2 separate regions of the Homo sapiens genome follow, and region 1 is linked to region 2. A link is a contact called in ENCODE Hi-C data. All regions are on one chromosome and are shown on one strand. Each heading gives the region's core, a stretch centred on a gene start or an enhancer-like site at or near the end of the contact. The rest is flanking DNA. Distances are from core to core; before and after follow the strand shown.

Region 1 (4,412 bases), core at 1,333-3,832, 290 kb after region 2:
TTATAACTCAGTAGAAAAATTGGCAAAGAATATGAACATCTGTTCTTGAAGAAAGGAGAAAAAGAGCAAGAGAATGGATCTCAGCCATAGAAGCATTTAGGAGGGAGCAGTGTTTACCTGGCGTCCACCTTTGTTGATAGTGTTTTTGTGTAATTATCAAGGTAGAAATTCAAACCATAGTAGAACAGAAACAATCCCATTCGTCACATCTGACCACGAAGGGATTCATCAGTTGCTTAGTGGGAGAAGAATAGGAAATTCATACCAGAATCCTATTTCACAGTTTATAATTGGTTATATAAAATTAGGCCTAAGCTAACTGCATAACAAAACATACCAGGAGGGGAAATGAAATGGCATCAAGAATGAAAAGGATGCTGACAAAGGGACTTCAATTCCATCTCGTCCTCTAGCTGTGTATCCTTGAATGGCCTTGCTAAACCTTCCTTCTTCATCTATAAAATGGACATCAGAAATCCTATTTATGGTGTTTTTCTGTGAAAAAAAATAAGATGGCATATGTTAAGCAGTTAGTGCTCAACAAATAGTAACTGTATTACATCCCCAGAATTATTATTATTATACTATACACATATATATAGGGCAGGAACAGGGTCAACACTATGAGCCTCCTCCACAGGACTGAGCAGAGAGCAGATCCTCACTGACTACTGCATTGGGACAGACACCACAGCCTTGCTGCGACACAGGTGGAGCATGGTTTTGCAGTCTTGCCAAGTTCAGGACCCTGTACCAGCACTGACTCCCACTTAGGGAACCTCTCAGGATCTTTGTTTCTTCATTTGGGGACAATTTTGGTGATGCAAGCTATAAGGGTTAAATTAAATTAAATCATATTTGGGAAAACACTCTTTGAACTATAAAGCTGTCAGCTTCAGCCCTGCCTTCCCCAGTTTGCAGAACCCACTTATTGAGGCATAGTTCATATCAAAGTTACCTCTTTCATCACCTCAGCCCATCCATCTAGGGGCTTCAAAAATGTTCTCAGACCTGGAATCTTAACTGGGGCCAAACAGTACACAGCCTAGTGCATAATACCAAGATCAAACTGACTGGGACAACTATGGGAAACTCTAGGACATCCCCTAAACTGTCAGCATATCCCACACACATGTTTTCCTTGCCTTCACTGCCAACCAGACCAGGAGCCAATATCCCAGGACCAATCATAGCACCATTTATGGAATGTGTTCTGTGTTCTGAGCCTTATGCTGAGTATTGTACTTGCAATGTTTCAATTAATCCTCACACTAGATCTAAGATAAGTAATCTTATCTCCTTTTTACAGATAGGAAAACTGAGGCTTAAGGAAGGTTAGGACAAAAGTTAAGGAACTAATGGTTCATAAATGATGGGCCAGAGTTTCTATTCCAAGTTTATTTGACTATGATCTTGGGTATTATGATGCCTCTGTAAGAATTATTTTGCAGATGAGTCCCATGAAGGAAACTGACCTACCTGCAATCACATAGCTAGTAAGCACCAAAACTGGGATTATAATCTATGTCTCTTCAAGTCCAAAGACATGCTCTCCCTGTGATACTGTGCTACCTTCCCCAATCCCGTAAGACTAGTTTCTGCCCAAGCGTCCCTTCCCTGAGCTCAGAGCCTGCTGTTGTCCCTAGCCTATTGTTGAATGGCCTGGATCCATGCCTAGCTCTTCTTAGTTTCTTTCCCTGGAATCTGGGTTCCAGATTTTGTCCTTGCTGATGGGACACCTGCTGAGGAAGGACAGATCTTCCCAAAAGATGACAGATCCCTACTTGGTTCCAGAGAATGCAAACAAGAGTTCTCACTTCAGACACATCTACCTTTGAGAATGAGCACCAGACTAACCCATTCCCTTGTTTTCTGTGTTGGATCTGTTAAGCTGCCATGCTCCAAAATGCTGAGTGGGGTCAAGAGGTTGTTCTCCAGCCTGCCTTCTTGCAATTTCATCCTCTTGCTAATTCAGGCATGTTAGAGACCCATAATTCTCATACTCAGGCCTGACCGATAACAAATATCAGCCGTTATTTTTTTTTATGCTTCTTCATTTCCAATTGTAAAAGTTGTATGCTCATTGTTTTATTTCCCATTGCTACGACAAACCCTTCCTCTCTATAGCAGTGCTACAGGAGCATAAAGGGAGCAGAGTTGCAGATGGCATATTGTAACTGGCCTTAAGTACAAATTAAAAATCCACCTACATGGTCAAGGGATGCTACAACCAGATCAATTTGCAGATAAAGGTGCTCATTCAAGCTGAAGGATTTAACAGAAAAAAAGCAGACTAAGAAACAGAATATTTAAACACTTCAAGTCATTTGCTTGGAAAGACTTTCTGCATCTTGTTGGAGGAGCGAGTCATCTTCCTGTGTGAAGTGTTCAAAGCTCACTTCCGGTGAGTAATGAGAGGGGCATTCAGGTCTGGATGCAGCCACTGTGCACGTGGTGAAGTCCACGGCACTACGGCTTCCTCTTCAGAAAGCAGAGGTGCTGCCTCTTAGGCTCCATAATTCTGGGCTCTTCTCCAGGCCACAAAACAACCAAAGTTTCTAAGGGCATATGCTGATGGCATCTGCCAGCTCTCTATCCAGTGCAACTATGGCTGTCTGTGACTCACAGTAAGCTCCACCGGAAGCCTTTTCCATGTGTTTCTGTGCAGGCTCTGTTGGCTGAAATTCGTGCCAGTCCCGAGAAAGGTCTGTGGTTCTGGCAGGCAGCAATCATGTGTTGGAGAGCTGCAAGGACCCAGTCTTAGTTCAGGCTGTAGCTGCAGAAAGGGTAAAAACACAAGCCAGCACACACTGATGTGTATAGTGAATGGGCCTGGACTACCTCAGTAGGCTGGAAAATACATAACAGTAGGTCTGGGGGAGAATGTACATCACATACACAGAAGGCTACTCATTGTCTAAGCCAACAATGGAATTTCAAAAAAGATAGAGAAGACCCCATTTCTCTGAAGCAACAAATCGTGCAGGACAGTAAGAGACTTGTGTTAGAAACTCCCATCCTACCTCTTATCTGGGTTAACCATAAGCCTTCAAATGACCCCACAGAAGCAGCCTGCAAGGGAGATGGTGGAGATGTTATCACTTCTACTTTTCACACGAGGAAACTGAGCTTCCGGGAGGTTAAGTTGCCATAGATCACACTGATAGTCAGCGGCCCCAGAGGATTTGAACCCACATCTGTCAGACTCAAAAGCCACCCTCCTACCTGCTTCAAAATTCATCTTGTTCCGATAAATTGTTATTCAAAGTCACCTGTGTTCAATGCTGGAGCCAAACACCCTTTTGGGGTACTGAATAAAAGAAAGAAAAGGAGAGAGGAAAGGAGTCCTAGCTTTGCTGCTTTTAAACAATGTGGCCTTAAGCAAGTCACTAATAACCTCTCCAGCCTGAATGTTTAATTCTGGGATCACTTTGACAAGTTTATCAGGGGAGATTCTCTTGTGCTATTTCCTTTATTGACCCTGAAAAAGTATAGTTTTCTCACTCAGTCATTATTCATTGATTCCTTCACTCTGTAAACATCTACAGACTACTCAGCGGCAGGCACTAAGGCAGAAGGATAAATAAGACATGGTCCCTGCCATCAAAGTAGTCATGGTCTGATGGGAAGAAAGGCCTACAAAAACAGTCACGTGGCAGTGCACAGGACACAGTGCTCACCCTCCATAAGCACAGACCTTTCTGCTGGTGCAGACCCGGAGCCAGCTTCTCAGCATGCACAGCAGAATGTGCACTACAGCAGCACCCTGCCCTAGGACCATGGGAGCACAGGAGAAGGGGCAATTAACACTCAGTTTTTCATCTTTGAACCACAGTCACTCTCTGAAATTACATCTTAGGGCCTTAGGGCTATTTTCACTGCATGGCACTGTTGGGTGACTCATCATAAATTTAGAGCTGGAGAAGAATGCTGAGATTATTATAATGCAATCCCTCATGTTATAGGTGGGAAAACAGGCCTAAAGAGGTAAGGTCACAGGTAGGAAGAAGTAGAAACTGCTTCTGCACCCAGATCTCTTGACTTCCATGTCTTGCTAATTTTCAGCAGTTATGAGATACCCAAATCTTTTTCCTGTTTTGATTCTCCCTACCTCCTTTCATACTATACAGTTTCATTCAACTAGGTGTAATAATGGAAGACAAGGACTCTGAATAAATATGAAACTTCTCCGTGGGACACTTGAAATTAAAAAAACATCATTTTTTTGGACTCATTTGCAGAAATCTCCAGTGAATGGACCTTGACCTAGCTGAGGTACTTAAGTCCTAGCTAACGTTAAAATCTGCTGCAGATGAATCTCTTTTGTAAAATGTAGTATATGGAAAAAGTCTCGATCTTGGATTTAGGAGGCCTGGATTCAAATATCAGCTTTGCCAATAGGTTGCCTTCAG
Region 2 (4,569 bases), core at 1,560-4,059:
GAAGTGTTTGCTTCTGATCCTCCCAGTCTCCCCTACTCCCCTCCTTCTCTCCCAGTTCTCCATGATTTTTAACACTAGCAAAAGAAAAAAAAAAATCAAAGCAATCTACCAATTTTCTTCCAATTTGTTTCCTAGTGTCAGATGCACACACATTCCCTTCTCGGCATCCATTTCTTCTCTTGAGCATGGCCTCCCACATATTCTAAGAACAAAGGCAGCTCCTTCTAATCTTCTGATCTCCTGTATCCTTCTCTTCCTCTCTCAGTGGTCAAGGCAGCCTTGCCCATTTACAGATTTGCAATCTCTCCCAAAGTCCCCTTCACAACCTCCCTCCACCCAAAAAGAAACCTAATCCAGAACTCTCCCCAGGACACTAAGACCTCACTCTGGTCTTGAGCACTAGCCCAGTGCAAGGGCTGACCAGCAGCCATACCTGTTCCTCACTTGCCCTTGAAGGAAGGCAATGGCACTATGGTGATGTAGATCCAGCCTCCATGGAGTCCACGGGTCTCGTTTGTCTTCATCTTGCTTAAGAGAGGGTAGGCTTCTGCTTCTTCCGACCCTCACCCTCATCTCTGTAGGATGGTTGCAGTGCCTCCCAAGGAGACCCCTGCCTCTAGACCCCTTCCCTTTCCTCGAATCGTTACCCACTCTGCAGTCATAGGAAGTCCATACTTAACTGCCCTTCATGGTCCCCTGTGCCTGCAGAATAGTGCTCCCTGCCTTAGCTGTCCATGAGCCAGCCCCTGCCACTCTCTGAACACATTTTTATTTCCTACCATGCTGTCTCTCATTCCCTATGCCTTTGCTATGCCAAAGTACTTAGAATGTTCTGAGCGTTCCACACAAAAAGATTGCACATTCTTTCCCTCGATGGGATGTCCTTCCTCAACTCTGCTTTCCAGGAAAAGTCTGCATATCCTTCCAGTCCATATTAGGCCATTCTCACATTGCTGTAAAGAAATGCCTGTGGATGGGTAATTTATACAGAAAAGAGGTTTAACTGGTTCACGATTCCATAGGCTGTAAAGAGAGTATGATGCTGGCATCTACTTGGCTTCTGGGGAGGCCTCAGGAAACTTACAATCATGGTGGAAGGTGAAGGGGGAGCAGGCACAACACATAGCCAGAACAGGAGCAAGAGAGGGAGTGGGGAGCATGCCACACACTTTTAAATGACATCTCTCACAAGATGCGAAAACTCACTATCATGAGGACAGAACTAAGGGTATGGTACTAAATCATTTATGATAAATCCACCCCCATGATCCAGTCACCTCCAACCAGGCCCCACCTCCAACATAGGGGATACATTTCAACGTGAAATTTGGGTAGGGACACACATCCACACTATATCACGGTCCATGCAGAATACCTTTCATTTGCCCCTCTAGATCCATACATTACCTTTCCTCATCTGCTCTGTATTCAAGAGGTTGATCTATGGGGATTGAATTGGTGGGTTCTTGAACCTTCTGTTTCTAGTTGGGTTTGGCCAACAGGGAGCCACAGGAGACCAGAGGGAGGGAAAAGAGGAAGGGAGAGAGTATGATATTCCTTTGATACACTGTTTGCAACGTCACTGAACTGGCCATGTTCCTCACTGCTCCTCCTGAGGAAAGCAACTCTGCAGGACAGTTCAGCAGCTATTAAGAGTTGTGAGAACAGTTCAGGAGCTATTAAGTGCCTACTCTCTCTTTTGTGATTCTTCTATATCTGCACCTTTGCATATAATCCCTCCTTGAAATCTGCTATTTCCTGGGAGCTGTCAGACTGTTGGGACCCTGATTGGTACACAGTGTGACCCAGCACAAACCTCAGGGAGCTCTCTGAAGGCACATCTGCTATAGATCCTGTTACATTACCTGCTGCTGGTTTGCTTCCCTGACTTCCCCACCAGACTGTTTCATCTCACCTTGTCTTGTAGATATGCAAGAGGCCTACCCACATTTAGTGAGCAGCTGTTATGTGCTGGGCCGTGGCCTAAGCACCGAAGATTCAGAGATTGATAAATGATAATTCCTGACCTTGCAGATCCCTGACTCTAGTACAGGAGCTGAGACTTGAGCCCCATTTAACACTGTGGCTCTCAAATCCCAGATCCACCACTGACTAGCTGTGTGATCTGGGCAAGTCATCTCTCTGAGCCTCAGTTTCCTCATCTGTAAATGGAAATCAGGGCAGCTACCTCGGAGGATGATTGTGAGGATTAAAGTAGTTAGCATAGTGCCTGGCATACACTAGGTACTCAATAAGTGCCCATTATTATTTTTATCGTAGCAGGTGCTTAGTGTATATTAAATGAATAACTGAATGTATTATCTCATTTGGTCTCCATAGCAACCTGTTCTCTACCCTTCCCCACTATATACAATCCAAGTAGACGTGGAAGGAATTTCTTTCCCCATTTCACAGATGAGGAAATTGGGAATGAATGAATGAATATCTAACCCACCAGCCTGCTCTGCCTCCCACCTTTTCCCAGAGGCCACAGTGAGGCTGTTTGTCCAGGGAACTGTGAGCCCTGGGCCCTAGAGGAGTCATCCTGGCTTTCTGTCTTGACTTTCTGGCTCCAGAGGACTTGTGCCAGTAGCTCACCACAATTTGCTCTGTGCCTAACACAGGCTGGGGTTCAGGTGCTCCTGAAGTTTGTAAACACTGGGGTCTGCCAGGCGCTTCCCCCAAAGCCCCAGCTTCCCAGAACCGGTGGCCCCAGTTCCTGTTCAGCTGCTGCTCTTTCTGTAACTCCTTTGCAAGTACCACTGCCCCTTCTGGTAAGTGCAGGGGCCAGGAGGCAGATTCTACTTTCACATTCACTACCACACCCACAGGAGGGAGATTTCTTAAAGTGGAGGGGAACTTTTCTTTTGCTGTAGGCCCAACCTCAAGCCTCCTCCTTAACACCTCAGTTTTTTCAGGGGATACTTAGTTTCCCACTGAAGCTCAGGAAGGGTAAGTCCCCACAACATCAAAACTTGAATCTGCTCCAGAAACATGGGAGTCCCTGATCCCTGCAGAGACCCTGCCCTCCGCTTGGCACGTTTGATGTATATCCTCGTGTACTCCCTCCAATGCCCCTGCACGGTGGGCATAGCTTCTGAATGGCAGTAGCAGGACTGAGGCTCAGGGCAATGGAATGCCTAGTATTGGAATGTTCGAATAAGAAAAACTACACCTTCAAACTTTAGAAGCAGAGTTGGAAATCACTGCAAAACAAAAGTCCCTAAACAGAATGAGTCTTTGCTGTTTCTGTACCATATGCACAGCCCTGCTACTTTGCTTTCTATGAACTGCATGTCTATTTGTGTCCATATCTGTCTCCCCTAGTTGACTATACCTCCTCAAGGATGGAGAAGATGACTCACCCATATTCCTCTCCCCATCCCAGCACATGGCCTGAGGCAAGAAGGGATGGTTGACCTCAGAAGCTGAAAGCAGACCATCGTGCCTGGTGGTAGGGGGTCAGCATAGGAGAGATGCAGGGCCAGGTCACACAGGGTCCTGTAGGTCATGGTGAGGGATCAGGATTTAATTATAGGTGCAAATGGAAGCCACTGAAGGCTCTTGAGGAGGGCCCTTCCTTCCATGTTGTAGAAAGATAATTCTGGCTCTAGGATGAAGAATAGATTGGAAGGTGACAGAGGAGGAAGCAGGAAGCCCAGTTAGGAGCTATCACAACAGAACAGACAAGAGCCAGGGACGTTTTTTCAGGACTATGGTTCCCAGGCTTCAGCGGGCATCAGGATCACCTGCAGGGCTTGTTAAAGCACAGCTCACTGGCCCCAACCTCAGAGTTTCTGATTCAGTAGGTCTGGGGTGAGGTCTGAGTGTTGAGTTTCTATGAAGGTGAGATGCTGCAGTCCCCAAGAACCACTGCTTGAGAAAAGGAGAGGAAGAAAGCGATAATGTGTGGTCTTGTTCTCAAAGAGCTTTCATCTCTGTGAGCACTACATGAACAGTGCAATTCTAGAGAGCCAGATGGATGTCGATTGTGGGATCCCACGGAAGAACATCTCCCCAGCATGGGTGTGGAGGAGAGGGTCAGAGGAAGTGTATTAGTTCATTCTCACATTGCTATAAAGAAATACTTGAGACTGGGTAATTTATAAAGAAAATGGGTTTAATTGGCTCACCGTTCTGCAGGCTATACAGGAAGCATGGCTGGGGAGGCCTCAGGAAACATTCAATTATGGCAGAAGGTGAAGGAGAAGCAGGCACATCTTCACATGGTGAAGAAGGGAAAAGAGAAAGTGCACGAAGTAGGAGGTGTTACACACTTTCAAACAACAAGATCTTGTGAGAACTCTGTCACAAAACAACACTAGGAGACAGTGTTAAACCATTAGAAACCACCCCCATGATCCAACCATCTCCCACCACGTCTACCTCCAACTCTGGGGATCACAATTCAACATGAGATTTGGGTGGGGCCCACAGCCAAATCATATTGGGAAGCTCCTGGAAGAAGAAACTCTTGAATGAAGTTATACTAGTTAACTGGGACTTAACCAAGGGAGGGAGATCCCTGGAAAGAATGAGAAAAAGAGGATCTTCAAGACAGAGGACACA

Evidence for each region. A loop is a pair of places that touch in the nucleus more often than their neighbours do. Pooled maps may share reads with other maps.
Region 1: a pooled map shows a loop between it and region 2 (5-fold over the local background). The contact joins two enhancer-like sites. A Hi-C loop is called at or near these places in 3 of 168 maps with a recorded cell type or tissue (GM12878, K562 and mammary epithelial cell), 2 of 37 single-sample maps with no recorded cell type and 9 of 50 pooled maps.

Annotation. Positions count from the first base shown.
Region 1 is chr1:58,753,726-58,758,137 of GRCh38, reverse strand. It overlaps LOC112268263 (a long non-coding RNA gene), which reads right to left. Exons shown (of 9, transcript XR_007066129.1): 7 at 338-495. Among named protein-coding and RNA genes, the nearest start is that of JUN, 28 kb to the left of the region's middle. RefSeq lists an enhancer at 1,937-3,136. Within about 2 kb of position 2,582, at least 28 of the 41 ENCODE cell types and tissues checked have a DNase peak (open chromatin) inside an H3K27ac peak, as active enhancers do.
Region 2 is chr1:59,045,096-59,049,664 of GRCh38, reverse strand. The region is part of intron 2 of LINC01358 (long intergenic non-protein coding RNA 1358); the gene reads right to left. Among named protein-coding and RNA genes, the nearest start is that of LINC01358, 27 kb to the right of the region's middle. RefSeq lists enhancers at 3,036-3,105, 3,961-4,010. Within about 2 kb of position 2,809, at least 6 of the 41 ENCODE cell types and tissues checked have a DNase peak (open chromatin) inside an H3K27ac peak, as active enhancers do.